Linked DNA regions of Mus musculus: all the other regions are linked to region 3. The links are chromatin loops, found by intact Hi-C in ENCODE. Cell type or tissue: heart. All regions are shown on one strand. Region 1 has its middle 80 kb from the start of Gm48606. Region 2 has its middle 57 kb from the start of Lpin1. Region 3 overlaps Gm36235 (a long non-coding RNA gene). Region 4 overlaps Gm5432 (a long non-coding RNA gene). Region 5 has its middle 92 kb from the start of Gm48606. Region 6 holds the start of Gm40287 (a long non-coding RNA gene). Region 7 overlaps Gm36372 (a long non-coding RNA gene).

Region 1 (4,000 bases), 140 kb before region 3:
GTTGGCCTGATAGCCAAGATAGATACTGGGTGACTAGTGGGCAAGTAGCATCTACTGCACCATGAGTACACTCACGAGTACATGAGAGTTAGGGATGATTCTCTTCCAGAGAGATGGAGTAGGGTAATATAAGAGTTCATCATGGCACACCAACAATACACACTGCTTAAAATCCAAAAATTTCATGTATGAAATTTCAAATTGAATACAGACAAGCCATAGCTGTTAATGCACAGCAGGCCAAAATAGACAAATATCTGTGTGTTTGAGGACAGTGTATTCTCCATAGTGATTTTCAGACCAACCAAGTGTTACATAGTGAGACTTAATCAAAGAAAGGCAGTGATTGGGATGGGGGTGGGGTGGGTAGGTTATGTGGTTCAGCCAGTAAGGGTATCTGTCACCAGTGTGCATGATCTGAGCTCAGTCCTTGGAACCCACATGGTAGAAAGAGAAGACTAACTCCACGAGTTGTTCTCTGTCACATACACACATGTGCTCTCTATCTTTCTGTCTCTGTCTCTCTCTGTTCACCTCTCTCTCCTTCTCCCCGAACATAGAGTAAGCCAATAAATAAGAAGATGACAGTGAAAATGCTGTGTAGGCCTGTAACATGGTATGCCGGGTGAGGCTTGTCCCAGGAACTTGAGTTAGGGATTCATGTGCTATACTATGTAGGTTGTCTAGAAAAGAAACGGAGATTTACTTCTGCACCTCTGTGAAGGTAGGTCCTCACCTTCAACCTGACCAGATGCAGAATCTCCCAGGTCAAATACCTCTGTGCATGTCTGTGAAGATGTTTCCATAGGATTTAACCAAGGGGAAAACCCACTCAGACACAGGAGGCACAATTCCATTGTAACTGGATTGTTTAGGATAAACACCGGGGAATTGGCAGCTCTAACAAGTGAGGCTCAGCTGCTCTTTGCCTGTACCCCAAGTAAAGAGACAAACAATAGCAAAATGAATAAACATATTTAATCAGTGTGGCCACATTAGGAAGAGGGACAAATGAAGAGGCCCAGAGATCTCCAGAACCTCTTTGAGATACTGACAGAAGTTTCAGGTTTAAATGTTTAGAGGGCCGGGTGAATGCATAAGGAAACAATACTGGTCCAGGTGTGGTCCTTCCTGCTACTGACCTATCACTGTCTCTGCTCCCAGTCTCTCCTGAAAGGTCTAATAAGTTGTCAGAACTGTGTAATATCTCTCCCTGGGAGGCATGTTCCTCTTCTGTCTGACACCAGGGCTCCAGCCTCTCTACTCCCTCAGAATAGAATTTTCAGAGAAATTCTAATTCTTGGGAGTGGCTTATTTTAATAGTCCACTAACCAAACAAAGTGGAACAAGGACTTTTCTCTTTGGAAATACCTCCTTCTCTGACAAGACACTCTGAGATGGTGTCCTGGACTGACTAAAAAGGAAAACAAAACAGAAAGGACAAAGCTGGGATTTCTTGCCAGTATCCATCTCTCCAGCTGTGGTTGTAATGCGAGCAGTTGCCTCACACTTGCGATGCCTTGGCTTTTCTGTCACGATAGTATGTACTCTCGTGGCTATGTCACGTGTGTCAAATTAAGTTCTTTAAATTGCTTTTGCATGGCATTTTGTCACTTCAGTGAGAAAAAGTAGTAGTATAGCTTCTATGTCCGGGCGGGGCAGGGCTGGGCCTGAAGTATGCCAAGAAGGTGGGGCAGGCTGCTGGAGTGGATTCAGGATGCTGAGTAAGGGAAGGCTGCAGGACCATGAGGGCCATCAGGGGGACGCAAGTGGGCCGGTTGCTTCTGAAATGTAGCCGCAGCATCCGTGGCAAGCTCCCTGCCACAGTTGTGGCTGCTAGCTGTGGGCTCCTGAGTCCGATTCATTTATCTTCTCTCTGGCTGTCTCCACTGGCTTTGCAAACCGATCTTCTAGAGTGGCATGAATCAATACCTCTCTGACTTCAGACGAGTTATAAGCTTTGGAGTTCTTCCACAGTGAACTTTCACATCTAGCCCAGAACACTCTGACACTCTGTCTTATACCACTTGGTGAGACCTTTGGTGGAAATTCAAGGTCTGGGCTTTTGACAAATTTCTTTTTTCCTTAGTCTGTTCATCGTTGGCACCTGATGGGGGCTATGATATTAGTACGGGAGGTTCCACCCTGCTTGATCATACAAACGCTAGAACATCAGTGTAAATCTCAATTCTCCCAGATCCCACCTTGACAGCCTACGTACATGAGAAAAAAGTACTTTCAAATTACCCCTGAATATACACCATCATAAAGATCCCATACATTCAAATTGCTTTTAAACAACAAACCCATAGCCTGTGAGCAGTGAAGCTATAAAAGTGTGTGAATCATCCTTCCAGAAGTCTCGCCTCCAGGCACGCCTGACACCCTTCCTTGCCGGAAACTCAACCTTCACAAAGACTGGAGGCTGCTGACAGCCTTCTGGGGAATAGATTATCTGATTCCACAGGCAGTTAAGAATAACATACAAATGTCATTTAGACGGACAATTTCTATGTGGATCAAAAGACACACTCAAGTTACTGGCTATGCTAGCCAAACCCTTTACTTCAATAATATCACAGCAAACCCACAAAACCTTTCTGGACTGAATGAGTACCAGTGTGGTGTGTGGGAGCTCTTCAGACATTCCTTCCAGGTTAGTAGATTATTTGCAATTCAGCTCTTTTACTGATGAGCATGTTATGCAACGAGCAGCAGCAGCCCAGGGGGAAAGCTAAAAGCCTGGGCTGCTTAAATTTTTCCACTGGATACTCACAGCCAGCTGGAGAGAGTGAATGAATATGCCTGGCTCTCCTGCCCTACTCCACCAAATGCCAGGGTGTGAGAGGGAGGGACACAGTGGCTAAGTTCACGGGCTCTGGTGGGAGATGCTGTGACGTTGGAGTTCTGTTGCTTTGGGGAGTCTACAGCCTGGGGGGCTTCCATTGCCTCTGTCGGTTTGAATTCTTGTTATCTCCCTGGATGATTTTTGTCTTTTTTTATGGGATGGCTAAAGATTCAGAATTAATACATGCTAGCTCAGTGCTGTTTCTGAACCAATGGGTCTATAGGCATGAGCTATTTTTTTAAAATCAAATTGTAAGTTTCATGTTTATTTTAATGCAGGCAGTGGTGCATTTTACTTTATATGTCTTTAACACAAAAGAATAGGGTTGTTTTTTTCCCAAAATTTCTAATAAAACTGACCCTTCCAGGTAAGGGGTTATGCTTTTGTTTGGCTTTGCCTAAGCTCTGGTACCCTGATGGAAAGCTTTGCCATGCTGAGGAGGAACAACTACGTTTGCCAGGAGATCCTCCCAAAGAACATGTGCTATTCCTTGTCTGGGCAATGGAGTGAAACCCAGTCCCCGCAGTTGGATCACTGTGGCAGGGAGGGATTGCCTAATTCCTTCCTCATTGCTTCTGATCTAGGGAATATTCACAGTAGTCACCCCCCAAGTCCATTGGAAAATATTCAGAGTAATCACCTCCCCCCCCCCAGCTCCATCTCATGTTTCCCTTTCTGCATCTTCAGCTACAAGTAGCCAACCACAGCTTGGTGAGAAGTAAATGATTCCAGAAATAAGTAATTTAACCAACCATAAATAGCCTGTATTGCAGTATATAGTTATAATTTTTAAAATTTTACCATTAATTATTGTGATTAATTTCTTACTTTACCTAATTTGTAAGCCAAATGTCACCACGGTACATATATGTAGGAAAAACCACATATATGTAGGGTTTACTACCATGGTTTCAGGCATGTCCTGTGGGTGGGTCATGTAATGTACCCCTTGGATAACAGCAGACAGCTGTCTTCATGGACTTGTTCATAGCCTTGCTGCGTCTAAAGATCATCACCGCAGACCCAACTTCAAGCCCTGTGGCCATCACTATAAAGAACAATGGCAAGTGTCTGGCCCTGGCAATGAAGAACTGTGGCAGGGATTGGTGGTCAAAAGCTTGTTGCTATCTAGGAAGTCTGGTCTCGGGGCCA
Region 2 (4,000 bases), 520 kb before region 3:
CCTGTTTGCCATGTTTGAGGTGTCTTCACCTCATAGACCCTGTCCCCCTCTTTTGGATATTTGTCCTTAGTTTTTCATTTTGAAGGAGTCCATCAAAGCCCTTGACTAGTTTGAGCTGAGGTTGGTCATATCCTATTAACACTGTACTAGCAATGGCCGGAGGCTTCCTGCGGATTGCTGTGTTGGCCTTGGTGATTATGGAGGGCATGGAAGAGTATCATCCTTAAATGCTAATGGCACTTCTGGGTAAAAACTGAAGAGTCCAAATTCTAACAGGTCCCCGGGTGTCTGTAGATTCAACATGTTACAGACAGAAGAAACCCTCGGACAGCTCCACAGATCTATGCTACCTGACTGCAGTGTCTGAGGCTCTCTTATCTGAAATAAAAACCAGGATAAACTTGTCTATAGGCCACTCATTCATCTGTGTTCTCTTTATCCTTTGACACCAGACCTCCATGGTGGTACCCAAGGCTCTCCTGTGTCCCCGCAGTTCATACCCCCATGCAGACAGAATGAGTTTTTGGATGCCTAGACTTTCCCAGAGACGAGCTTTGTTCACCTGGGAATTTGAAGGGCTTGGTCTGGTTTCAAAGAGTAACACATTCCCATTTTGCATCAGAAGCCAAAAACTATTTGGGTGTGTGTGGGGGGGACTGGTCTTAACCATCAGCTCTGAGACAGCTTTCGTGACCCCTGTGCGGTCGGTCCTGGAATGGAATTGTCATAGAGGAAAGTTAAAGAGGCCCAGTTTTGAAACAGGTTCTGGGACTTAACTCTCTTCAGGAGGCCTTTGGTCCCAACATCAGAGCTGAGACTCCATTCGACCATCTTTGTCTATCTGTGTTTTCTATCATGGTTCTGGAGTGTGAACAGCACTGTGCCCATTCCCTTGAAATACGAGAGGTGACGGGTCTCCGGGGTTTTCCCCTTTTTTAAAAAAAATTTATTTTTATTAGATGTTTTCTTTATTTACATTTCAAATGCTATCCCGAAAGTTCCCTATACCCTCCCCGCCCTGCTCCCCTACCTACCCACTCCCAAGGAGCTGAAGGGGTCTGCAACTCTATAGGTGGAACAACAATATGAACTAACCAGTACCCCAGAGCTCGTGTCTCTAGCTGCATATGTAGCAGAAGATGGTCTAGTCGGCCGTCACTGGGAAGAGAGGCCCCAGGGTCTTGCAAACTTTATATGCCCCAGTACAGGGGAACACCAGGGGTTTTCCCTTTTCAAGTCAGCTTGTAAAATGATTCCATTTCTGATTTGTGAGTTGCAAGGATTATAGGTGACCACCACATCTGAATTTTTTGTGGGTTCTGGGGATTTCAATGCTGGGCCCCTCACTTGTTTGGCAAGTGCTTTATCCACTGAGCTATCTTCGCAGCATCAGTGTCTCCGACAGACTCATGAGGATAGCCTGAAACACTATAGTCAAGGATGACTTTGAATTAGATCATTACTGCCACCCCACCCCCACCCCCAGTGCTGGGATTGCACGCATGTGCCACAATGAGTGTCTTTTATTTGGTACTGGGAATTGAACCAGGGCTTCATGCATGCTAGGCAAGTCCATGCTCTACACCCCAGGATAGACTTTACATTTGTAACCTCTCTTTTTATCCTGTAGCACCAAAGAGGATAATTGCTATCACTTGTGGTACAGCCAGGCTTGGTCCCCAAAGGGAAGCAGAGTCTGACCAGAGAAGCTGATCCTGGAAGTCAGTGAAAGCCGGTGGCCACAGGGGGGCACAGTTGGTTCTTGTTTGACCGAATAGCCTTTCAAAACAGCCTCTGCTTTGACAAAGGCCTTTCCCTGTGGTCCCAGGCTTGGAGACCAGCCAGGTTGTGGGTTGGATTTGTGTGGAGGCAGGGGAGTTTCTTCAGGGGACTGTTTCAGTGCGGATGTCCCTTGGATGAGCTCAATCCGAGGCCCAAATCTTTAAGTGAGCTTTGGAGGCCAGTCTGTTGAGATTTAAAATCTGTTCTTTGTGGCCCTGGAGGTTCTGGGAGTTTGTCCTGGGAGTTTGTTAAAAATAAAATTGTTTAGGACCTTATCCTAGACCTACCGACCCTAGCAGTGGGTGTGGGCCTCCGAGAATAGTTTAATAAGTCCTATGGGGTTCGGATGCACTCACATGTTGTGGACCATTGCAGCCCAGGCCCGGGCTCACGTCTGTCATCTGGCCAGCTCAGGAATGCTGTAATGCTATCAGCCTAGGACTCACATCAGCTCCACCCCACTTGCTCAAACCGGGAGAAGCTGCTACAAAGACCACCTCACCTCTTTGTATTAAAGGATCTTGGAGACCGAGCCACAGGTGCTTGCTTAAGTCACAAGGTGTCCTTCTGACCCTGTGGAAGCATCCAGTCAGATCTGCCTTCCTGGGGAATCTCAGATGGGAGCCACAGGCCTGGGAGACAGCAGGTCTGGCAGCCTGGGCAGAGTGAGAACGCAGGGAACAGGGTAGAGGTGGATGTGCCCAGATTTCTAATGGTCTCGTCCTCCCCGAAATGTTTGGGAGCCTCGAGGAGCCTGTCCCGATGCCAGCTATCTGTTCATTGGTGCAGGAAGTCCATTCAGCCTGCATTACTTTTAATGCATTTTGCAAGCAAGTGGCCTCTTCCTGTGACTCACTCCGCCTTTTGTGCACCGGAGGTTGTGGTTGGAAGTTTCACTTCGGAAAGTAACCACCAGTGCCTCCGATTTCTCCCGAGGCTGGAACCCCAACAAGTCACATGCATTTTGTAACAAAGAAGTGTAAATGGAGGTGCAGCCAGTCACGTTTCTGCTCTGTAAAAACATCCTTTTCTGAGATGGTCTGCAGAGCCAAGCTGAGAAGAAATGGGTTATATTTTCATTTCAGGACTTTGTGCTTTCTTTCCAGAATGTTCTTTGTCATCTTGATCCATTTTTCAGGATTATCTAAAAACAAAAAACAAACAAAAAAACAACAAAAAAAACCCCCCAAATCAAACCAACCCCCCAGCATTAGCTGATTGGGTGATCCATCCCTTAGCTGACTGAAAGTGACTCAGATCTGGACTGAAGTTTGGGTTCTGTCTACCAGGCAGCATGGAAATAATGATGGTAATAGGATTGGTTGAATAACAACGTGTATTTCATCAGGCTCTTCCCCAGTGGCCAATTCACGGGCTCTCTATACATTTATTTCTTCGGATAAGCCAGCAAAGGCTAAGCGGGCAAATTCTACAGGGCAGTTTTCTCAAGTTTAAAGACTCATCTTCAAAATGTTGTGGAGCTGAACCAAGTTATCACCACCCCTGTTAGTTGTAAAGCGATTTATGTGTATGAGTATTTTGACTGCTTGTATGTAAGTACCATGAGTGTGCCTGGTGCCTGTGGATGCCAGGAGAGGGGACTGGATGCCCCTGGAACTGGAGTCACGTGTGATTTTGAGTGATCCAATGTGACTGCTGGGAATCAAGCTTAGGTCCTCTGAAGCGTGTATGTGTACACACACACACACACACACACACACACACACACACACACACACACACATATATATATGTATATGCAGCCCAAAATGTTACTGTTATTTTGAGCTGTAACATGCTATGTGACTGAGGACAGCCTTGACTTTTGGATCTTCCTGCTTGCCACCACCTCCATTACAGGCATACAGCAGTGCTGGAAATTGAACTAAGGGCCTCACTCATGGTAGCCAACTACTCTAGCCAGCCAACGTGTTTTTCTGCTTTAATTCTTTTTGTGCACAACCCTAGTCTCTTCAGCATTAGTAAAGCCCAAATGCACTTAGAACTAAGTGCAGCTAAAGCCGTAGTCAGAGTTCCAGTTAGCATTAGTACTTACTACATTCTGGAAAGCTGATGTGGGCTTGAGAAACGGTACATTTGGATTTAGAAGAGATGCCTTTGATGTTTCACTTCTCACCTTGATTCTTTCAACTTCTGTGCAGGGAGGACAGTCATCGTCATTAAACACTGACCTTTTAAGAGTGAGGATGAGCAGTTA
Region 3 (4,000 bases):
GAAACACAATCATTCATAATGGAAGCAGGGAGGAGGAGGGTAATAGAGTTAGCTCTCCTTTCTCAGGGCAGACATGTTAATTACATTTTCTATTTCCGCTCATTACCTCGGAGCAGGTCTCTGCGGGCTGCCCTGTTTCTCCGATTCCTCCTTAGCTGAAGACATCTGGAGAAGGCACAGCTAAAGCCATGAGCTCCTTGGTAAAGGTCCACCTTCATTCAGCCATGGCTTGGTTTCTTTGTGGGGATCAAAGGGTCCAGCACCAGCTCTGTTGTCTTCTTCCCGGCTGGCTCTACTGAGCTTGCAGCTTCCTGAACCTATACAGCCTCCGGAGCCAAGACTCCGTTCAGAACCCTTCCGTCTGAACATGCAGGGGGCTGTGCCCACTGACCTCCCAGGCCTCTTGTGTGGGCTGAGGAAGCCTCAGCCCTTGGACATGTTCCCAACGGCCCTCTTGCCTCCAGGATTAGGGATGCTAAAACAGAACTCTCCAGAAGGCTTTGGGGACATCTTCCAGAGCACCAAGGAAAGAAAGCTAGAGCTTTGCAGGGGTGAAGAGCGAGTTCCCAGGCCTCCATTTGCATCCACAGAGGTGTCAGCATACTCAAGTGAGCTGCCTTAACACAGAAACCCTGCCCCTAGTATATCTTTCTATCTTTGTGGCTTTGCCCATGTGTATGTGGAGGCCGGAGGGTGACATTAAATATCCTCAATTGCTCTCTAGCTTACTTTTTAAAAAAGTTCATTTTATTTCATTTTATTTTATTTTATTTATGTGTATGAGTGCTTTGCCAGCATGTTTGTATATGCTGCGTGTGTGTGCCTGTTGTCCCCAGAAGACAGAAGAGGGCATCGCATTCGTTGGGAAGAGAGTCATGGGTGTTGGTTAGTTACTATGTGGGTGCTGAGAAACTGAACCCCAGGTCCTCTCCGAGAGCAACAAGTGCTCCTAAATGCTAAGCAACTAAGCTACTTTTTGAAACAGGCCCTTTCACTGAACTTGAAACACATCAGTTCAGTTGGGCTAGCCGGGCAATGGGTTTCAGGGCTCCACCTGCTCTTCTTTCCCAGAACTGATATTACAAAAGTGTCTCTGAGCCTGGCTTTCTATGTTGGTGCTGGCGTCCAAACTCATTCTCTCATGCCAGCAGGACAAGCATCTCTCCAGCCTGTATTCTCCTTTTTTCTCTCCATGACATTCGCTCTGCATTTCGGTTTCTCTTCTGGTCATGCAAGGAAGGTGGGAGCCCTATAAACTTGACGCACAACGATAAGCTTGACGCAGGACGGCTGACCAACCTGCTTTCACCCCAATGTGATTTCTGACTTTACCTAGCTTGTCCAAAGACTGACGCTTCCATCTATCTCCTCATTCTTAGGCTAACTTCATAAAGTGGCAACAGGAGCTCTTGTAACAGTTAACACTAACGCGCTTTCCTCAGTGTGGGGGATAAAGAATCTCTCTTCCTTTTTCTCTTGCTGCATAGGGAAAGAGCCACACTCATCTTTATTCCCACACAGTGAGCTTGCCTTAGGCGATTCCGGTTGGGGAGGAGTGTCTCCTTTCGGTGAAATCTGAGCAAGCTGGGTGGGAAGGAGAGGGCACAGGGCATGAACTGGGGATGCAAGTGGGTTGTAATGGCAGGCTTTGCGACTTTCTCCCTGCACATAGTAAATTAATTCAGTCATTAAAGCTGAGTTTTGGAAACAAAGCTAAGTTAGGAAGGAGAAAGCCATGGCATACCAGGGTCCTCCTGCCTGTGTGCACTCCTGTGAGAACCACCGTAGCCAAGTCCTGGCTTCATCAGGAGACACGGAGAAATGTCCAAATGCCAATCTACAGCTCCAGAGACATCTGCGGCAGAGCCTTCTCGCCAGTGTCCTGGTGAGGAAACTGAATAGTGCAAGCTGGAGAAAGTCAAACAGGCCTCCAAGAGGCAATTCTTGGGGCTTTCTGGCTCCCTTCCTGCAATCTGCTAGGTCTTCCCTAAGTGTGGCAGCTGCTTCCACTGTCTGCAGCCTTTGCTGTCAGTGATTCATCAGCAGACAACTTGCTAATTTTTTGTCTGGAACCTCTTGAAGTATAATAAGCAGGGTTATTTAAAATAATAATAATAATGATAATAACAATACAAAGGCCAGGTAGAAGGCTCATGGACTGCTCAGACCAATCTGAGTGCTTCTTTTCTCTCCATATGGAGGAAAGATTCTTCATACCCCAGATAATATGTTAAATTAGTAGAAATCATTCTTTTTAGCAATTATTGTCTAGAGCTGAGTAAGATGTGGATATTAATTGATGCAGCTTTTCTTTCATATACTATTTTTGCATTGTGGATACATTCTTGCAAATAATGAGGCAATTTTGCCTGGTTGAAAGAGCCTTTTTAAAAAGCACAATTTAAGGATTTAAAGGATGATTTCATGTGAGGACTTGGGCAAGGAGAAACACAAGGCACATGAAGACAGTGTTCTTTTGTTGGCTGTTTGGGTAGCGGGTGCACGTTTGAGGTCCTGTGTTGTTATGCAGGAAAGGGTGGGAACTCTCCTCCACCCTTCCCCTTCCTGCCCCACACTAGCTGAACAGGCATGAGAAGGTCAGGGCTACTCATTCCAAAAGCTAGCAGAGACCAGGGTTTGCAAATCAGTGCTGCCCAGCAGGCCTGGTGTGACTACAAGCTTGGCTTAAGCCAGCTACACAGTCAAAACTATACCAAAAAGAGGCAGAAGGAGATGACGTAGTAACATGTTAATTGGCAGAGGTAAACAGCTCAGTCTCTGAAAGCAAAATTCAGAAGAGGAGAGCATAGCTCTCTGGTAGAGAATTTGCCTAGCAGGTATCCTGGGGCTGAAATGTAGCAGTTAATAATTAATATAACTGTATGCTTGTGTGAATTACTTCCCAGGAAAGCTGATACAATGGGATTAGCCACCCAACCCCCCCTCAGCACTTCCTTCAGAAGTGACCACCTCAAGCCTGCTCAGAGACTGAGTGTCAGAGGCAGGTGGGAGGTGGGGGCTTAAGTACACACTTTTGTACACACTTCCTACTATACTCTCTTTGGGGTGGGGGATGGGCTGTAACATCTCAGGATCTCAGCACAGTTAAGGATAGGAAAGAAGAGCATTTGATAATAGTTATCTCTGAGGGACAGTCTGTCTAGATGGCTTCTCAGGAGGTCTAGAAATGTCCTGCACAAACTTGTGACTTGTTTGTGAAGTCTTCCTTGGGGAAGAGCCCCTGTACATTAAACCTTAAATGCACTTAAGATAGGAAGCTCTGTGAAGGTCTTTCCTGCTGGCGAGATCAGTAGATAACTACCCACGAATGAAAAATCTCGAGAAACATGTTACAGGAAGTATGTGGATAAAGAAATGCCATGCAAACTTGCAAAGGAGATCTAAAATCGAAATTAGAAGATGGAGAGGCGCAAAAGCAATCAGAGGCTTGGTGGCTGGTGGAAGGCTTCAGAGTGTAAGACCCAGAGGCTGAAAAGAGGAAGGAACTAGCCAGCTCAAAGCCACAAGTCAGAATGAAGCCACCAGAGCAGATGTTAGACCCTGGTTTTCTGGTGTGAAAGACAGGTGTCACACTGTCTGTCTGGGCTTTATGTCTAAACATAAGAATACAGATCAGAGAGAGATCTTTGCTGATTCAACCTTGTGCCTTGGCATGTAGATGCCACCCATCCCTCCCCTGGTGACTACTTCCACATAAGGTATCTGGTTTGAGGTTCACCAATAATAATTCTCCAGGGCCACTAGTCTTAAGTCAGTGGGTCCCAGAGTTGTCAAAAGAACTATCAATAGTCCAAGGAAAAGAAAACAGATGACAGGGCTTGGAAATATTTTAACTGTCCTCTGTAAATGGTGGTTTCACATATGCAGGGGCAAATATAGCATGGCAGCCATGGTTTGCTTTATATCAAAAACTTTCTTTGGTTTTGTAGGGCTTGGGATTCTCTTTTCAAACTTGTTCTGCTCTGGAAATGCCACTCCT
Region 4 (4,000 bases), 160 kb after region 3:
TGGGGGAGGGGATGCTGAAGCAGGAGATCAGAAGTTCAAAGTCATCTTCCAGCTGCCCAGGAAAACATGCACGGGTCAGGGAGTTTTGGGGCAAGGGTTGTACAGAGTTCTGAGAAAAAAGCCTTAATGGGTGATTGTCTTGCTTGCCTTAATCGATGAGAAGACCCAGCCTGAAAGTGGGTGTCAACATGATCTAGCTTCAGGCCCTGAACTAGAGAGACATTTCTCTCTGACCTTGACTGTGAACGTAATGTGACAAGCTGCAGGAGTTCCTGCCCTGACTTCTAGTCAATGGCTAGTGTAGCCTGGAAATGTCCTCTTTTGAATGAAGTGTTTTCAATAAGGAATTTACAGAGCCCATTATGAATAACCACATAGTGGGTTCTCTAGTGGGTGGGCGATTAGTGCGTTGAGTACTAAGTTACCTGGAGGTTCCAGACCTACTAAGTGCATCCTCACTCACAAACATGAACCCATGTGCAAGCTGCCTAGCTTTGCTCCACCAGTCCCTTGCTCTACCACCAGGTTCCTTATGACTTGTGCCTCTCTCCAAAGCCTGAAGGCACCTGAGCAAGGCTTTGCCTCAGCACATCTAAAGTATGGTGGCCTGGGTGGATCTTATTTACTTTGTAATTTCCCTGATCACCTCTTTCACCACTCAGAGAGTATAATTCTCTGGTATGGCCCAAGTGTGATTTCTGAAATAATAAGCATAGTCACAATCATATACAAAATAAAAAGAAACAAATTCCTTATCGAAAACAACTGAGCATCCACCTCACATATTGTGACCCATGGTGACCTGGAACTGTCCTTCCCTAGAAGCCATCCTAATCTCTCCCATTATGTACTGCAAATACTGAGGTACCTGACCTGTTCAAGCCTGTTTCTTTCAGAGGCTTCTTCCTACTCAGGTCCTTTGGTCCCCCTGGACTTCTGGTGCAGAAAGTTTTCTGTTGCACTAACCAACTTGGACACTGTTTTTCTACAACTAGTTCATGAATCAATCTCCTCTCTTTGTCTCTCTGTCTGTCCCTGTCTCTCTTTGTCTCTCTGTCTCTCTCTCCTCTCTCTGGTTCTCCTCCTTACCAAGTGGCTATTCAGTTCTCTTCTATAAAATAATGACATATTGCACATAAACTATGCACAAATCCCCCCTGTATGCCTCAAATCATTAAGCCCAATCCTGTACAAATGCTGCAAATGCTTTAAAAGTGATTGTTATATTGTTTAAAAAAATAAGAAGAACATGGTCTATACATGTTCAGTGCAGAAGAAACCCCCCCCCCCCCCAAATCTTGTGTGCTGGTAAATCTGCAGCTTCCAACTGTGAATTGTGAGGGCCAACTGTATTTGTGTTGTATCTCTGCCCCACTCTTCTGCATTCCTGAGACCTGTAAGCATGCCTCACTCCCACATGGACTGCCAGTACTCAGCCCAGCATCTGCACATACTAGGTGCTTAGCGAGTGTTTGTTTATTGAATGAGTGAGTCATGCTAACTGCCACTTACTAGGGTTTTCGAGTGTGTATTGCAGTTTAAACAGCCAGTGGTACAGGGACAGAGGGAAAGGGTGAAGAAAGACCATGCAGACGTCAGAGCTGGTCCAGTGAACGTGAGCGCCTGCCAGTGCTGGCTCAGCTCTAAATGAGTTACTGCTCTCTCAGCGCCTGCCATGGGAAGCCAGCTGCTCAGGGAGCACTGTGGTTTTGTATTCAGACAGAAGGGGACAAGCTCATGCATACATCTGGATACGGAGACAGGCCAGCTTCACCCTCTCTAACTAAGTGAACACCACGGCCTTGACAGAACTAGCTGGAATTCTAATCACTAGGGCTGGCATAATAGACAGGTGAGTCTGGGACTCTCAGAGGGGCAGGTTGAGCTACTTCCTCTGGAATACAAGCCTCTTTTCCAAATAGACCATATCCTGAAAGTATAAAATGCCTTCCTTCCTATTTACTCAAGCCTTGGCCCTAAGAGGGCTCTCCATCTCTGTCTCTATTCTGAGCTCTGAACTCATTGCCAGCACTTCTGCTGAAGCCATTTGGACAAGGAGAGGGCCACGCAGGAGGAGAGCTGGCTTCCAGGCAGTTCCTGAGAAGGTCCTCCTTGCCTGGGCCCCAGGAGGCTAATAGAATGGTCGAGAACAGGCATTGAGCCAGTCATGTCTCCTGTCCACTTTGCTCCATCTCCTGACATACACCCAGCATTCCTGCATGTGGTGACAGCTTGAAACAACACCCCTGTCCCCACATTCTGCCTCTGGAATCATTCCAGGCAGTCTCCGGTGTGCCTGCCTGCATGACTCTTGCTTCTATCCAGCTTTCTTTCCAGGTTTCACAATCCCTTTTGGCTTCATCCCCTTTTGGCTCCAATTCTTAGTGAACTCCTGTGGGTCAGCAACTTGAGTTCAGATTAGCAGGCTCAGCTTCTACCTTCAGTAGCCACCACCTACTCCCTTCCTGGATGCTTATACCTACTTAGCCTCAGCCCTGGGCTTCTAATCCCGACACAGGATCACATCTACCAGTCTCTGTCTGTGGGCTTCATACACTGAGAGCACAGTTGGAGAATGGAGGGTCAGACATGTCATAGCCAGAGACTAGCTTTTCTTCTTCTTTTGGTTGTCTTTGTCTCTTTCTTTCTCTCTTTCTTTCTCTCTTTCTCTCTCTCTTTCTTTCTCTCTCTCTCTCTCTTTCTTTCTTTCTTTCTTTCTTTCTTTCCTTCCTTCCTTCCTTCCTTCCTTCCTCCCTTCCTTCCTTCCTTCCTTCCTTCCTTTCTTCCTCTCAGACACTGGTGCAAAAAAAAAAAATTAGGTTTCCCTAAGTTCTCAGTCTTATAAATAAATAAATAAATATTGTTTATTAATAAATTATTTTATTTAAGACATCTTATTTTATCATTTTTATTATTAAATTATTTATTGTTAATAAAACATTAAATTATTAAAATATTATTTTATTATATCATTGAATTTAAATTGTTTAAATAAATACTTTATTATTAATAAATTAGTAAAAGAATGTTAGAATGGACTCAAATTCAAGAACAATTTTATTATAGTCTAAAAGCCCTAGGAGATACAAGATGTAAGCTTCAGCTGCTGGCCAGAGGAGGATAATAGAGGAGAGGAGGTAAGTAGCCATCCTGGTAGGCTGACATAGAGGTCAGCAGACGGCAGGCATAGCCACAGGACAGAGGGAAGAGCAAGGAAGCCAAACTGTTGATGGATCAGGGAACTCCAACTGGTAAGGGAAGCATGCTTAGAAAGGACATAGAAGGGCAAAAAAGAAAAGTGAAAAGTCTCACTTTTCTGAAAAGTGAATAGACTCAACACCCTCCATCCCTGAACAGCCCATAAGTTTCTGCACTGGGGGAGGGAGGAATGAATCTCAGAATGAAAAAATACTATATGTCATTAAAGAACAAATTATTCCACCAGTCTCTTTAGCTTGGCTTAAGGTGAATTCATCCAGGAGTAGTTCCTTAGCCAGAGTGATTGATGTGGCCCAGCTGGAATGTTAGAGCTCTAGCCAAGCCAGGAAGCCAGGAATTCCATTACCTTGACCAGATAGTGGCAGGAAGTGGTGGTGGTGGTGGTGGTGGTGGCGGCGGCAGCGGCAGCGGTGGTGGTGGTGGTGATGGTTGTGGTGGTGGTGGTGGTGGTGGTGATGGTGGTAGTGGTGGTGGAGACAGGGTCTCACTCTGTAGACCTGGTTGGCCTAAAGCCAAGATGGCTTCTAATTCAGATATCCTTCTGCCTGTGCCTCCCCAGTACTGGGGTTAAAAGTGGGCAATACAGCACTGGATGCCATGGTCAGAGATGCTATAACCAGCCTTTTTTTTTTAGCTGTTTGTAGGTCTCTTGTGCCAGGATGGTTGATTTTACCCCCACATTCCTTCCTGTGTTTTTTTCTTTTTCTGTTCATTTCTGTTTAGCCCTATTTTTTTTTTAAGTTTTCAAACCCTAGGTAGGAAGGATGGGAAAGTGTAACTA
Region 5 (4,000 bases), 130 kb before region 3:
CTCTCTCTGTCTCTCTCTGTCTCTGTCTCTGTCTCTCTGTCTCTGTCTCTCTGTCTCTGTCTCTGTCTCTCTCTCTCTCTCTCTCTCTCTCTCTCTGTTTCCTTGCCTGGTCACCAATAGGGTCTGTCCTTCTAAGGTGTCTTCTCTGCCTCAAGTCATGACAAACCATCTGAAGGTAGACATTCTATTCCAGTATCCCAAGGTTTCCCATTGTGGACCCATCAGAGGTAAGTTGCCTTTCCTTTCTACCCCAGCCCTGTTCCACACACAGGCATCTTGTGATGATCTAACTCACTCTATGCAAAGTGTACGGTAACTTGTGTTTGTCTGCTTGATCCAGTTTGTTCTCCCAATCTAAATGATAACTTTTGGGAATACATTATTTTAAAACACCTCTTCAAATTATTTCTACTACAGTGTCTGATATATGGTGAAAGGTAATTCATTACTTCAGCAAATGTTCCTTGATCATAATTTATATTTTATGCAAATTAATCAATGCTGTTGATAGACAGGACACAGCTTGTGTCCTGAGATTATTAAGTTTTCACTTAAGAGCTTGTCACTCAACTTTATTACACAGAAGAAGACATCCATTGTGCTCTGGGATCAATGGAGGTAGCATCAGGTGCTTGTAATCTCAGTGCTAGGGAGGCTGAGGAAGAAGCAATGTGAGTTTGAAGCCAACCTGGGTCACATTGTCTTAACAAAACAAAACAAAACAAAACAAAACAAAAGAGAACTGGAAAGATGGCTCAGTGGTGAAGAGCTTGCACTGATTGTGTGTAGGATGATAGTTTAATTTGAACAATCACATGTTCAGCTTACAACACCCTTACAACTTACAACTCCAGTTCTTAGGGCATCTGGTGCCTCTGGACTCTTTGAGTATACACACACATGCATATACTCAAACATAGACATATAAGCACAGGTGCATGTGTATGTACATACACCAACACAGATAATGAAAAATAAAAATAAAACATAAAAACACAGTGAAAGAATGTTTTAGCAAATAGATGGCTATGGGGATCATGGAGAAAGGAATTGAGTTTAAGTTCAGTGCTGTATTTAATATGGTCTCTTTACAGGCTGTGTTGAAATGCTGGGAGACATTAGGAGACAGTAGGATGCCCTCTGTGCCGACGACTGCGCTGGAAGCCCATCTGGACTGTGAACAGTCTGTTTCAGGGTGGCTTCCTCTTATTTTGTTTCAGAACTGAAGCCTAGTGCCCAGCAGATGCTGGGTGATTACTGAATGAGAAAATATGTTTGCAAGAAATTCAACTCCTGTTGTAAAATTGCCCAGACTTTTGTTCTGCAAAGGCTTTTTGTCAAATTTATTTAGAAATTAAAAGCCCTTAGGGCCCTCAGACGTGAGAGACAGAGTATAATCCAGAGATGCAGAGTCCTCTATGGCAGCCCTGGAGAGTTCCTTCCAAAGGTTTCCTTGCACCTAGCCACTGCTCAGCGTATGTCCTGATGCTTTTGCCTAGGCCTCTGAGCTGGGGGCTTCCCTCCCCAGATCCCCAGCTTTCCTCTCCAAGCCAGCCCAGAACCCTTGCTCTATAGTTCCCTGTGTCCTTCAATGGGTTTCCTCCCTTAAGGGACCCCTGTAGGGAGGGCAATAATCAGAAGAGTTCCTGCCCGGTCAGCTCAGTGAGATGACGCAGGAAGGCTTGCAGAGTGTCACACTGGAAGGAGCTTTAAGGACACAGGTTTCAACCCTGCCATTTGAAAGGAAGGCAAATGAAACCCTGGAGGAAAGGGCTATTTTAAGATAGTGCAGTGATTTAGAATCCAGGCCTCCTGTTTCCCAGCTAATGTCTTCTTCATATTCCATAGGCATTCTTCCAAGATTAATATCAAGGCATGTTGTTAAGCCATTTTGCTAAGTATCTTAGCTGGGTTGTTCCACCACCAGCTCATTTAGAGCCATAACGTCTTTAAAATCCCAGCAAAAGGAATCTCAGTTCCCAGAATGCACTGCAGACTTCACGGTGAACCCGTCTGTCTTATTCCTTCAGGACTTATCATTAATTCTCTCATCATCTCCAGTTTTATTGTTCTCTTCCTCCTCAGGCACAAAGGAACTCAAGCATTGAATTGCTTCATCATCCTGGATACTAAAAGTTTGATTTCAGAAGTTCTTAAAGTGAGTCCATATCCAACTTCTGGCAGCATCTGCTGCAGGCATGCTTGGGGGCCATTCATTCCCTCCTCTATCCTTTCCCAGCTCCATCCACAGCATCATTTAATTAAGCCTCACTGAGCGGAATTCAGGCTACATGCTTTATGTGTTATGATGTCATTTACTCCTGACAGTAATTTAGTACACTCAATAATATCGTACCCATTTTCTGAGTGAAAAAAAAAAACTGAGGCTGAACAAAGGTGAAACCCCTGGCCAACCATGGAGCAAAGAAATGATGGAGTCCAGATGTGAGCAGAGGTTGTGTCCTGATTACAGGACCTCAGGCCACCTTTTCACTTAGATTGGATGGGAGTTCTACTTGACCATAAAATTTGGTGAAACGATCATCTTGCCCCATCCCCTCCCACCCCAAGCAATATTGTGTGGTGACATGCTGTCTGCTAGCATTATGCCTTTAGTGACATCTTAGGACAGCTTCTGCATCCTATGCATAACTCAGGCACTAGCACCAGCAGTTAAAATGCTTCTTTTCCAATAAAGATTATGGGGACTGGCAAGCAAATTGTTTCTTCCTTCCAAATTCAAGACACAAAGGTAAGCTGACTCTGGGCTAAGGCAGGGCCTTCCTCCTCTCCATATGTCTGACCAGGAATATTAGCATCATTGAGCAGAATTCTGGCTGTGGCTCTGTAGTCATGAAGGAGCAGACAGCTGTGGGGTCAGAGGAGCAGGAGAGGGGTGGCTCGAATGCAAGGAGGTAGGAGCACCATGCCTGGAGACGGAGCCTGGAACAGTGACATGTGACCCCCATATGAGTCAGCTCCTGCTCAGGTAATGAGAATCCAATGAGACGTAAACTCATTGCAGAAAACACGCGGGACAAATTCATCATTGATGTGGCTATTTTGGGAGATGAAAGAGAGCTTGAAAAGAAGAGGGACACGTTAAAAGTATTCCAGCTGAGTGGGCCTGATAGGAAACGAACATTTCCCTTCATGACTCAACAGTGAGAATCAAAAGCATCCCTATCTTTTAAGTCCCAAGCCCAGCAGGGCCAGGTGCTGGGTGTAGATGTTGCCAGCCCTTTGCTCCCTGGATATGAAGATTGTGATCTGGGTCTGTGGCAATTTGCAGCTTTATTTCACTGTTACTAAGAGGAAGCAGGTTCCATGTGCAGCCTCTGGAGCTGACAGTGGTGATTCCCCTGAGGGCCCCCCTGAACATCCCAGTACGTGCTCTGTGAAGACAGGCATGGCTGTTAGATACTGCGCTTCTCCAACAGTGAGTGCACATGTCCTTTCCCTGTCACTTGCAGAGGACTCTGAATAGAGTAGTAACCAGCTGAGGAGGAGATGGGGCACAGGAGAGGATCTACTGACTTTGATGAGATGTGTCAGGTATGGATGTTCCTGGATGCTCTACTCACTTGTAGTTCCTCATTGGAACCCTCAGCTGGTCTATCTGCAAAGCATCTATCCACCCCTACCCACCAAGTAGAAAAGATGCCCCCACTCCTGATTCCTTCTGTTGTGGTTTCTACCTTTACCTCTATATGCCCCTTCTTCTGACTTCTGATATTAACTGTTCATCAGATCAACTCCTCCTTCCTGGGGGCTTAGGTCACTGCTGTGTTGTCTATGTCCACACCCCTTCATTTTTGTTGAGGCTTTGCTTGTGCAAATACTTGTCCACTGGTTTCACTTTTTTCTTAGTTACTTAATTAAGAGTAAACTTTCCTAGTAAGAAGATGCCTGGTGGTTAATAGCTCTTGCAGAAGGCCTAAATTCAGTTCTCAGCACCCACACTGGTCAGCTGGCACTGCTGTAACTTGAGTTTCAGAGG
Region 6 (4,000 bases), 400 kb after region 3:
GGGAGAGGAAGGGATGAGAGAGAGATGGAGAGGGAGTGAGTGAAGGAGAGAGAGAGAGAGAGAAAGAGAGAGAGAGAGAGAGAGAGAGAGAGAGAGAGAGAGAGAGAGAGAGAGAGAGAGAGAGAGAGAGAGAATGCTCAGACTTGAAGAGGGGACAGGAAGTGAGATTCATCACTCACTGAGAGTTTCCACTATTTCTAGGCCGCTGGGATGGAAACTGCAAATATCATCTTCATTAAAGCCTACTCTTTAAAAAATGACAGCAAATTAACAAAACAACATAATAACAATAGCGCCCTCTCTGATGAACTGGCCTAGTTATATCTCAGAGTCCAGAAGCTGAAACTGTAGGAGGAGCATCAAGGGTTTAACCTGGGGTCTCTGCTATACCCTAGAGAATACACTTTAACCAGGAGAATCATCAGAAAAATACTTCTGCTACATGAAACCAAAGGGAGCAGCAATAGTTATTTTGTAAAACTAAGCAGGAAGTTCTGTTAGGCAAAGGATCTGCTTGGAAGGTGCGTTTACTATCAGGCCACTGTAACAACCTGTCCTTCACTACTCTTAAATTTGGCCTGTCTGTCTGTCTGTCTGTCTGTCTGTCTGTCTATCTGTCCGTCCATCCATTTTTGTTTTCCTTTTATTGAGAGCCTCTGGAATAAAAGACATTAAAACTTTCTCATCTTCGTATCAATGTAGGAACGCTTAACTCTGCTTGGAATTCCTGCTTGGCCAGTCTGTAGGAGGCCTTACTTATAAGAGTTCAACGTACAAAACAGAGCAAGCCCAGAATACATGATGGTAAAGAGGTGGTCTGGCATCTGCCAGCCAGTATCTAAGCAGTTCCTCATCAGAACTGGTTCTTTTGTCCTTGAAGTCTCAGGATGCTATTTGGCACTTTCCCATCGCCGCCTTGTATGCTCACAATATCCTATGTTTCAGAATGATGATAGCATCCATTCCCAGAGCTATTTTTACTCAGGTATGTTTTTGTCTCCTCTTCCTTGAAGTGGTCTGGCCATGTGAAGTGAGTCCTTATTTTAAACAAAATAGAATGGTTCTTTCTAAACTAAGATTTTCTCATCTGTAATGTACAGCTCTTAAAGCTTCTTGCCCATGCAGTAGATGCTAAGGAATGTTGCTTCCTCTGTCATCTACTCTGTTTTCCTTCCCCAGAAGAGCACAGCACTGGAGGCCAGAGAGTACCAGGTCCTCTGGGATGGGATGTGTGCTGACCCATGGGTCCCCTGCCTGGTGCTACAGCGGGGGAGGTAGAGTTCTCATATCTCCAAGTATGCATCCTTTCATGGGAAGATAGACATTGTAACTTGTGCATTCTGCATTCCAGTTCATGAGTTGTTCTCAGCAGCTATTCTGGGGAAGGGGAAAGAAAATCTCACAACACTTTCCCTAGAGAAGAGATGCCAATGTCAACTGTTAGAAAATGTCATTAAAGCAAATGAGAAACGGGTTGAGGACATTTTTATGAGCCTAGAATACTGAGCTTGGAGGTTTTATGGAGACCACAGGAAGTCAGAGAGACAATCACACTCATAACCTTTTTTTAGAGTCTGGCAGTGATCAATCTTTGTGCTCAACAAGAGTGTGCTTTGGAAAAGGGAAGTTATCATTGGGGACCACATAGACTTTTTCACAGAGCTGTGGACTCAGTAGAGAAAGAGTTTTCCAAGACGAGTTACTGTGGGCTCATTAACCAAATCCTTTCAGAATTGCAGCAAAAGCCCTCCTTCATGATCTCAGCACACACCAGGAACTAATCTTTGGAGAATGCTCTCTGCTGAAATCAAAGTGTTTGTCATGTGACACAGATAATCTCTGCCTATCAGTTTTCTTCTTTCTTCGTATGACAAAATGAAACTCAGAAAGTCCAATGCTTTGTCCTCATTCAGAAATAACAAGAGGTGGAATCTGGATTGAACTCATTAGTCTCTCCTTAATCATACTCCCTCCCCAGCCAGCCCTAGAGAGGCAGACAAATGGCAAAAGTGGGAAATAAAACTATACTTACGGAATTGTCCCGAAGTGAAATTCCAAGGGTTTATTCTTAGGGTCGCAAGGTCAGCATGGATACTTTCCTTTATAAACCAGGAGTTGCTCTGAATATATTCATGCACAGGGAGATAAATTCATTTCTAACGCTTTGTTTTCTGGCTTTAGAGTCTTGCAGATGTGTTTTCCCTAGAGCCTTGGAAGATGATGCAGAATATTCCTGAAATGCTTTGCTCTCCTATTTACACTGACATCTCGTGGTAGCATTCTGTGACTGCAGTCTTCATTGTCTCAGCTGTCAACCTTTGCATTCCATCATCAATTGTTTAATGCATTAATTGAACTAGAAGTATTAATAAATACTTGATAGGTACCAGGAATTGTGTAGAGCATCAGGCAATGTTAAAACCTGATCATAGAAAAACTGTAAGAAAAACCAAATAGGAAATTATTCTAGGAACTCAACATTGATAAATATAAGACCTATAATCTAGTCTGCATGCCCCATGGGTAATTCTGTAGATTCATTAATAATTGTACCATTTGGGGGAATTTACTGTCTTTTCATTGACTGTAACTTGCAAGGATCATCACACAGATTTTAGATTTGAAACAACCAAAACGAAATCATCTCATTTAGAAACACAAGAATAAGGCTAGGGTTTTGAACTTTAATTTTCACCAAATATCAAAGTCATAAGCTTACCTCATGTGATCAGGCAACACTGAAAGATTCATTCAAATGATTGGGTGCGGTTCAAATGGTTCCTGAAGAATAATTGAATCTACTCCTAAAGAAATGGCTCTGCTGTTAAGTGTGTTTGCTGCTCTTGCAGTTAACCTAACCTGTATATTCTTGGTCCAGGGAATCTGATGCCTTCTTCTGTCCTTAATGGACACCTGCACGCAGGTGCGTATGCCCACACATCAACATACACACATACACACATGCAAAAGTAAATCTTTAAAAGCAACAAAACTCTATACCATGCTATTTAGGCCATAAAAGAAAGGAATTATCAGATCTCCTGTGTGGGTGACATCTCCTGTGTGGTGACATCCTCTTCATCTTACTTTAATGCACCAACCTAAAAGCCCGCTATGTTTGTGCATGTGTTTTAACTCATTTTCTTCTACAAATCCCTAAATACATGAATACATAAATAAAAAGAAGCTCATGGTATGTGTACCGTTTTGTAACTTGCTTATTTTGTCAAACTTGCTAGTTTTCTTGCTGTATTGCAACTTATTTGGACCATATTTGCAGTATCCAAGCAACACTCACAGTTACATGTGTGAAAAAGAACACCAGGCAGGCTGGGCTAGTGTTGCTGTTTAGGATTCCACAGGAAGGCAAAGCCCTGCACTCACCAGGACCCTGTGTAGAAACGGCCCCAAGCTCATTCACATGAGCCAAGATTTAGATTGCCATCGGACTCAGGACCCTTTTCCTGTGGAATGCTTTTCAGGGACAGCTTTTAGGTTTTGAGGCTGTTTGGAGGCCTCTCTTAGGAATCCATTTGTCTGAGAGATCAGGATCCATGGCTCATTCCCCGATGTTCTCTTCTGCTGTTATCTAGGGACATATCTCAGCATTTGAGGACTCTTGTCACTACATTAGACCTTTAAAGCCCACACAACTAATTGACCTTAGTTACATCTTTAAAACCCCTTTGACATCCATGGAGATGGCAGCAGGGGGCACTAGTCATGGGCTTCTGTAGAATTCTGTAGGAACTAGCACTCTTTTGGGGCTGCAGGCTTAGCTCTGTTTGCAGAGTTTTTACTTAGTACACCTTAAGTCCAGGTTTCCATCTCCATTACCACATAGATCAAGCATAGCTACCTAGTGCTGTGGTCCCAGAGCTCTGAAGATGGTAGAGACAGGAGGATCAGAAATTCAATAGTATTTTCAGTTACTTAGAAAGTTTAAGGCCGCGCCAGGGATACTTTAGATGATGTCTCTAGCAAACAACCCAAGGGCTAT
Region 7 (4,000 bases), 210 kb before region 3:
ATAACAGTTATATTTGAAAAAAAGTAGTAATGTTCATATGGAAGAGAAAGAAAGAGTAGAGGACTTACTGGAAAGATGTCTGCCCTGATGGCTAGAATTGAGGATGGGAGAGTGGCATCTCTTTGGGACTTGCATGTGCGTGCGTGCGTGCGTGTGTGTGTGTGTGTGTGTGTGTGTGTGTGTGTATGTGTGTGTGTGTGTGTGTGTGTGTGTGTGTGTGTGTGTGTGTGTGTGTGTGTGTGTGTAGAGGGGATATAGCTAGGGAAAACCCTGGAAGCTACTCCAGACTCCCTCTCTATCTCTCTTTCTTACCTCTTCACTCTGGGCACATTGTTGTGAGCATGACTAAACACCTAGGATGTTACAAAGGTAAACATTTGGACTAAACTCATCCAACTCTACAACAAAATCATTCACTTCTCATTAAAATGGAATATTCCAGAACAAATTCCATTAAGCCACTTTAATTCTTAATTTGTGCTCTCTGCACACTATCTGACCCGTTCTCAATATTTTCCACTTTAATTTTCATTAGAATCCATTATGCTTCTTGTAAGATTTTTTGCAATAAATATTTTATTTATTGATTTCTTTGGTTTCTAAAAAGTCCTGCTGGGTTACAACTTTTCCTACATGCGTCTTTATGTATGGGCTGATATTTCTATTAAGTTCAGTATTTCTGGTAACAAAAGCTGAACTCTGCCAATGGTTTGTTCTCTGTAAAATTACTCATGGATTTTTATCATTTGGGCTTTTTTCAGGACCTTTTCACATGTATGTATGTATGTATGTATTGCTGCTAATGTTATTATATACTGAATGAAAGACTGATAATTTATATTCCTGTCACACTCTATGGGAAACAATAGAGAGTAATTTGGGATTGCAGCATTGCCAAATCTCCCTGTCTGAAGCAGGATGCCTTCTTTATCTCGCAGGCTCATCCTTGCATTGTTTTCTCTTTAGGAGATGCTGCCCATCCTATAGTCTTCCCGGACAGTTTCTGGATTTTACTAATTGATTTCCAGCATGTAGAAAATCCCACTTTAGGTGCCATTTGCATTAATAACCTGCAGCTTTGACAAGTTTTTTATTCAATTACTTTTGGTTGATCTTTCACACACGGACTAGTTCCAAGATTCCACAGGAGTTATAAATAGGTATGTTTGGAACAACATAAGATTAGTCAAGGCCATCTGGCGTGATGACTGCCGGCTCTTAACAAGCACAGCAGGTCAGAATGTATTCAGAGTTGAAACTGGTGGAGCCAAAACATCCGCTCACTCAGAAACTGTGGATGGATTCTAAGAAGTAATTAAGAAAGAAAGTGAAAAGCGGCTTTCACTTGAGCTGTAAAGATGCTAGAACAGTGTTCCACAGGCAGAATCTCACTAGCATACTCTACAGCCATGGTGCGCTTACCCCTGATGATTAATGAAGAGAGTAATGGCTGCCAGAGCCTTGGACAGAGCTTTGCAGGTTTTTCCGATGTCTATTTTGTTAAATGGGTGGTATTTTCTAAGAATTTACTTTTGATAATGACCAGTGTGCCAGTTTGAGTCTTCATCTTTTGCCGGAAAAGATTTTCTGGGGTTGAGGTTAACTCTTTGAGTATGTTAGTTACTTCTTGACACATTTCTAAAATGGGTGAGCTTCTTTCACTTGGTAGAAAGCTCAGGGAAGGAACAGAAAAGGTGTCTGTTGGAGGTCACAGCTGTGTGGCCAAAGCCTTTGCTATGTTTGAGGCAAAACACAAATGGGGATGGGGCCAGGCAGTGCTGTGAGGAGCCCAAGCCACTATTAGAAAACACACTTTATATTCTTCTGTTTCCAAAACTATATCTCAGTGTGCTGCTGGTTGTACAGGTCTAGAAAATTCTGCTGTGCCTTTGCCTCTTAATCTTCCCAACCAGGATATTTGAATTTCAAATAATCAGAGTACACACTGCCCCTCCTCTACACACACAGTCAGCCTCCACATCCATGGACCCTCTGTTGACAGACTCAATCAGCTGCACACTATCTGGAAAAGAAAAACACAGCCATAGTGGGTACATATAGACATGTTCTTAGTCATCATTCCCCAAACAGTACAGCATACACACTACCTTCATTTATACTGCATTTGGGATCTCTGGTATTGTGACATGATTTAAGGTTTATTGGAGGGTGTGTATGAGTCCTATGCAAATACTCTGTAGATTTATGTAGGGGTCTTGGCCATATGCAGATATTGCCCTCTATAGGTACTAAAGATGTAGAGAATCTTATTCTTTAAACCTTATTTGTAAGGTCATGACCTCATTTAACCATAACTACAAAAACTGTATGTTAGCTATTGGCATGTATGCTTAACTAAATATGCATGGCAAAATAACTTGTACAAAAACTGCATATCTACCTTTATATTTTTTCAACACCTTTCTTTTCAAAAAGTCCTATCTGGCTTGTGATCTCTGTCCCATTTGGTCCCTGATCTAATATTATTGTGTCTCTGAATCTTTATCCACTGACATTCTTCCTTGTATCAAGCAACAAATTCTCCAAACTTAATGTGGATGTCTCCCACCCTGACTTGTAAGGAATCCAATGTGATAATAGTCAGAGGTATGATGTTTGAGATGGAATAGGTCACAAGAGTGGAGCTATCATTTATGAAATGAGCACTTGAAACACTGGGGCTAATAAACCATGATAGTTGCTCTCAATAAAACCTGCTCCAGGCCCATGAATATGTATCATCAAGAAGCCCCACTTTGAGACAGTCTGATGGACAATATTATCAACAGTCCTCACTGCATATCCCTTCCACATGTCCAGTTGGTTCTAGTCTTCAAAAAGGTTTTACAGTTACAAAGAATTCAAACATATATTGGTTTCATCTCTGAGTGAATTCACTAGTAAAAAGACAAACAATAATTTTCTTTTCTTTCTCCTTTCCAACAACTTCATTCCTGAAGCTGTGAGGGGAAATGCCCTCCTTTCTGCCTACATCGTCAAATGGTTCATGCCAACTGCTTGGGTAGTAGAAAAGTCATATGTTTAGTTGGACCTGAGGCAGCAATTCTTGGCACATTAGTCACAGCAGGCTAACTGCTGTAAAAAATAGCCCTCACTATCTAACATTTAGCATTGTCAAAGTCTCTGTGTTTCCCATGCCACAACAGCAAAAGGCAAAAGGCACTGGGACATGAGATCTTAAACTGAACAGTGGAGAGAGAGGTAAGAGAGGATGAAGATGGATGGAGGTGGAGATGGGTTCTCAAGGGGAGGGGTTTAATGAGCCCTGATAGAAATGGGATGCACATCATGTCTACTCATACATCGTGATGAGAAAGAATCCAAAGGGTCACAGAGGAAGTCTGCAAGACCTTGTATTTAAGTCACTGTGAAATAAGATTCTGAGAAGAGAAAAGACCTCCCAATAAAACCATAGTTTCCCAAACCCTTCACATTGTTTTGCTCCATGAAAAGGCTGTTTATTAGAATTATGGAAATCCTTTGATTCTAGTGTAGTTTTCGGTAATTTGCCGGTAGATTCAGGGTCATATTTGGGGTACATCACCCCGGTAGAATCTTCTAGAGTAGAGAAATGCTTTCTCAGAAGTGGAGCCATTCAGGCTTAACCAATGAGGGCAAAGTATGGGTCCTTTGAATGTAGCCTCTGGGCAAGATCATGCTCCAGTGATTGCCCTGGGTTGTTAAGAAGTTGTCTCTAACAGAACAGAAAAGATCACTGGTGGACTTGTAACTACTCACCTAGAAGAAGTAGATGAAGAGACTTTCAGCACTCCCCACCCCTACTTAGTAGACTAGTTAAAAGCTCCAAACACAAAGGAGTATTTTTAGCATCAGATCTGTAAAGCACATTGTACCCAAGATGGGATTTGAGTGAACTCCAACATAGAAAAGTCATTTTACAATCTGGAGCCGTGTCACATGGGGAAATGTGTTAAATAATACTTTCCTTTCCAAGAGGATTGGATAGCTTGTATAATGA

The links. Peaks named below come from ENCODE experiments on the same cell type or tissue, not always from the same donor. Only the 100,000 strongest peaks of a DNase experiment are listed, where the experiment ranks them.
Region 1: it touches region 3 in a loop (2.0-fold over the local background); 5 of 42 quality-filtered maps call a loop at or near these places.
Region 2: a loop joins it to region 3, with 2.8 times the contacts of the local background. A loop is called at or near these places in 7 of 42 quality-filtered maps.
Region 4: a loop joins it to region 3, with 4 times the contacts of the local background. A loop is called at or near these places in 3 of 42 quality-filtered maps.
Region 5: a loop joins it to region 3, with 2.4 times the contacts of the local background. A loop is called at or near these places in 4 of 42 quality-filtered maps.
Region 6: a loop joins it to region 3, with 2.8 times the contacts of the local background. A loop is called at or near these places in 7 of 42 quality-filtered maps.
Region 7: a loop joins it to region 3, with 2.0 times the contacts of the local background. A loop is called at or near these places in 4 of 42 quality-filtered maps.

Annotation. Positions count from the first base shown.
Region 1 is chr12:16,150,024-16,154,023 of GRCm38, reverse strand. No RefSeq gene overlaps it. Among named protein-coding and RNA genes, the nearest start is that of Gm48606, 80 kb to the left of the region's middle. In heart, no CTCF peak of the experiment used is centred here; DNase peaks (open chromatin) are centred at 1,703, 2,393 and 2,773.
Region 2 is chr12:16,531,235-16,535,234 of GRCm38, reverse strand. No RefSeq gene overlaps it. Among named protein-coding and RNA genes, the nearest start is that of Lpin1, 57 kb to the left of the region's middle. In heart, a CTCF peak has its summit at 1,743 (motif pointing right); DNase peaks (open chromatin) are centred at 1,824 and 2,554; H3K27ac peaks cover 824 bases.
Region 3 is chr12:16,007,979-16,011,978 of GRCm38, reverse strand. The region is part of intron 1 of Gm36235 (a long non-coding RNA gene); the gene reads left to right. Among named protein-coding and RNA genes, the nearest start is that of Gm36235, 5.5 kb to the left of the region's middle. In heart, a CTCF peak has its summit at 1,901; DNase peaks (open chromatin) are centred at 2,588 and 2,958; H3K27ac peaks cover 1,811 bases.
Region 4 is chr12:15,848,271-15,852,270 of GRCm38, reverse strand. The region is part of intron 2 of Gm5432 (a long non-coding RNA gene); the gene reads right to left. Among named protein-coding and RNA genes, the nearest start is that of Gm5432, 33 kb to the right of the region's middle. In heart, no CTCF peak of the experiment used is centred here; DNase peaks (open chromatin) are centred at 1,700 and 2,150; H3K27ac peaks cover 695 bases.
Region 5 is chr12:16,138,592-16,142,591 of GRCm38, reverse strand. No RefSeq gene overlaps it. Among named protein-coding and RNA genes, the nearest start is that of Gm48606, 92 kb to the left of the region's middle. In heart, no CTCF peak of the experiment used is centred here; a DNase peak (open chromatin) is centred at 1,681.
Region 6 is chr12:15,604,536-15,608,535 of GRCm38, reverse strand. It overlaps Gm40287 (a long non-coding RNA gene), which reads right to left and starts at 2,203. Exons shown (of 6, transcript XR_872503.1): 1 at 2,033-2,203. In heart, CTCF peaks have their summits at 303, 2,275 (motif pointing left) and 3,701 (motif pointing right); no DNase peak of the experiment used is centred here.
Region 7 is chr12:16,220,431-16,224,430 of GRCm38, reverse strand. All of the region lies in intron 1 of Gm36372 (a long non-coding RNA gene), which reads left to right. Among named protein-coding and RNA genes, the nearest start is that of Gm48606, 9.8 kb to the left of the region's middle. In heart, no CTCF peak of the experiment used is centred here; no DNase peak of the experiment used is centred here.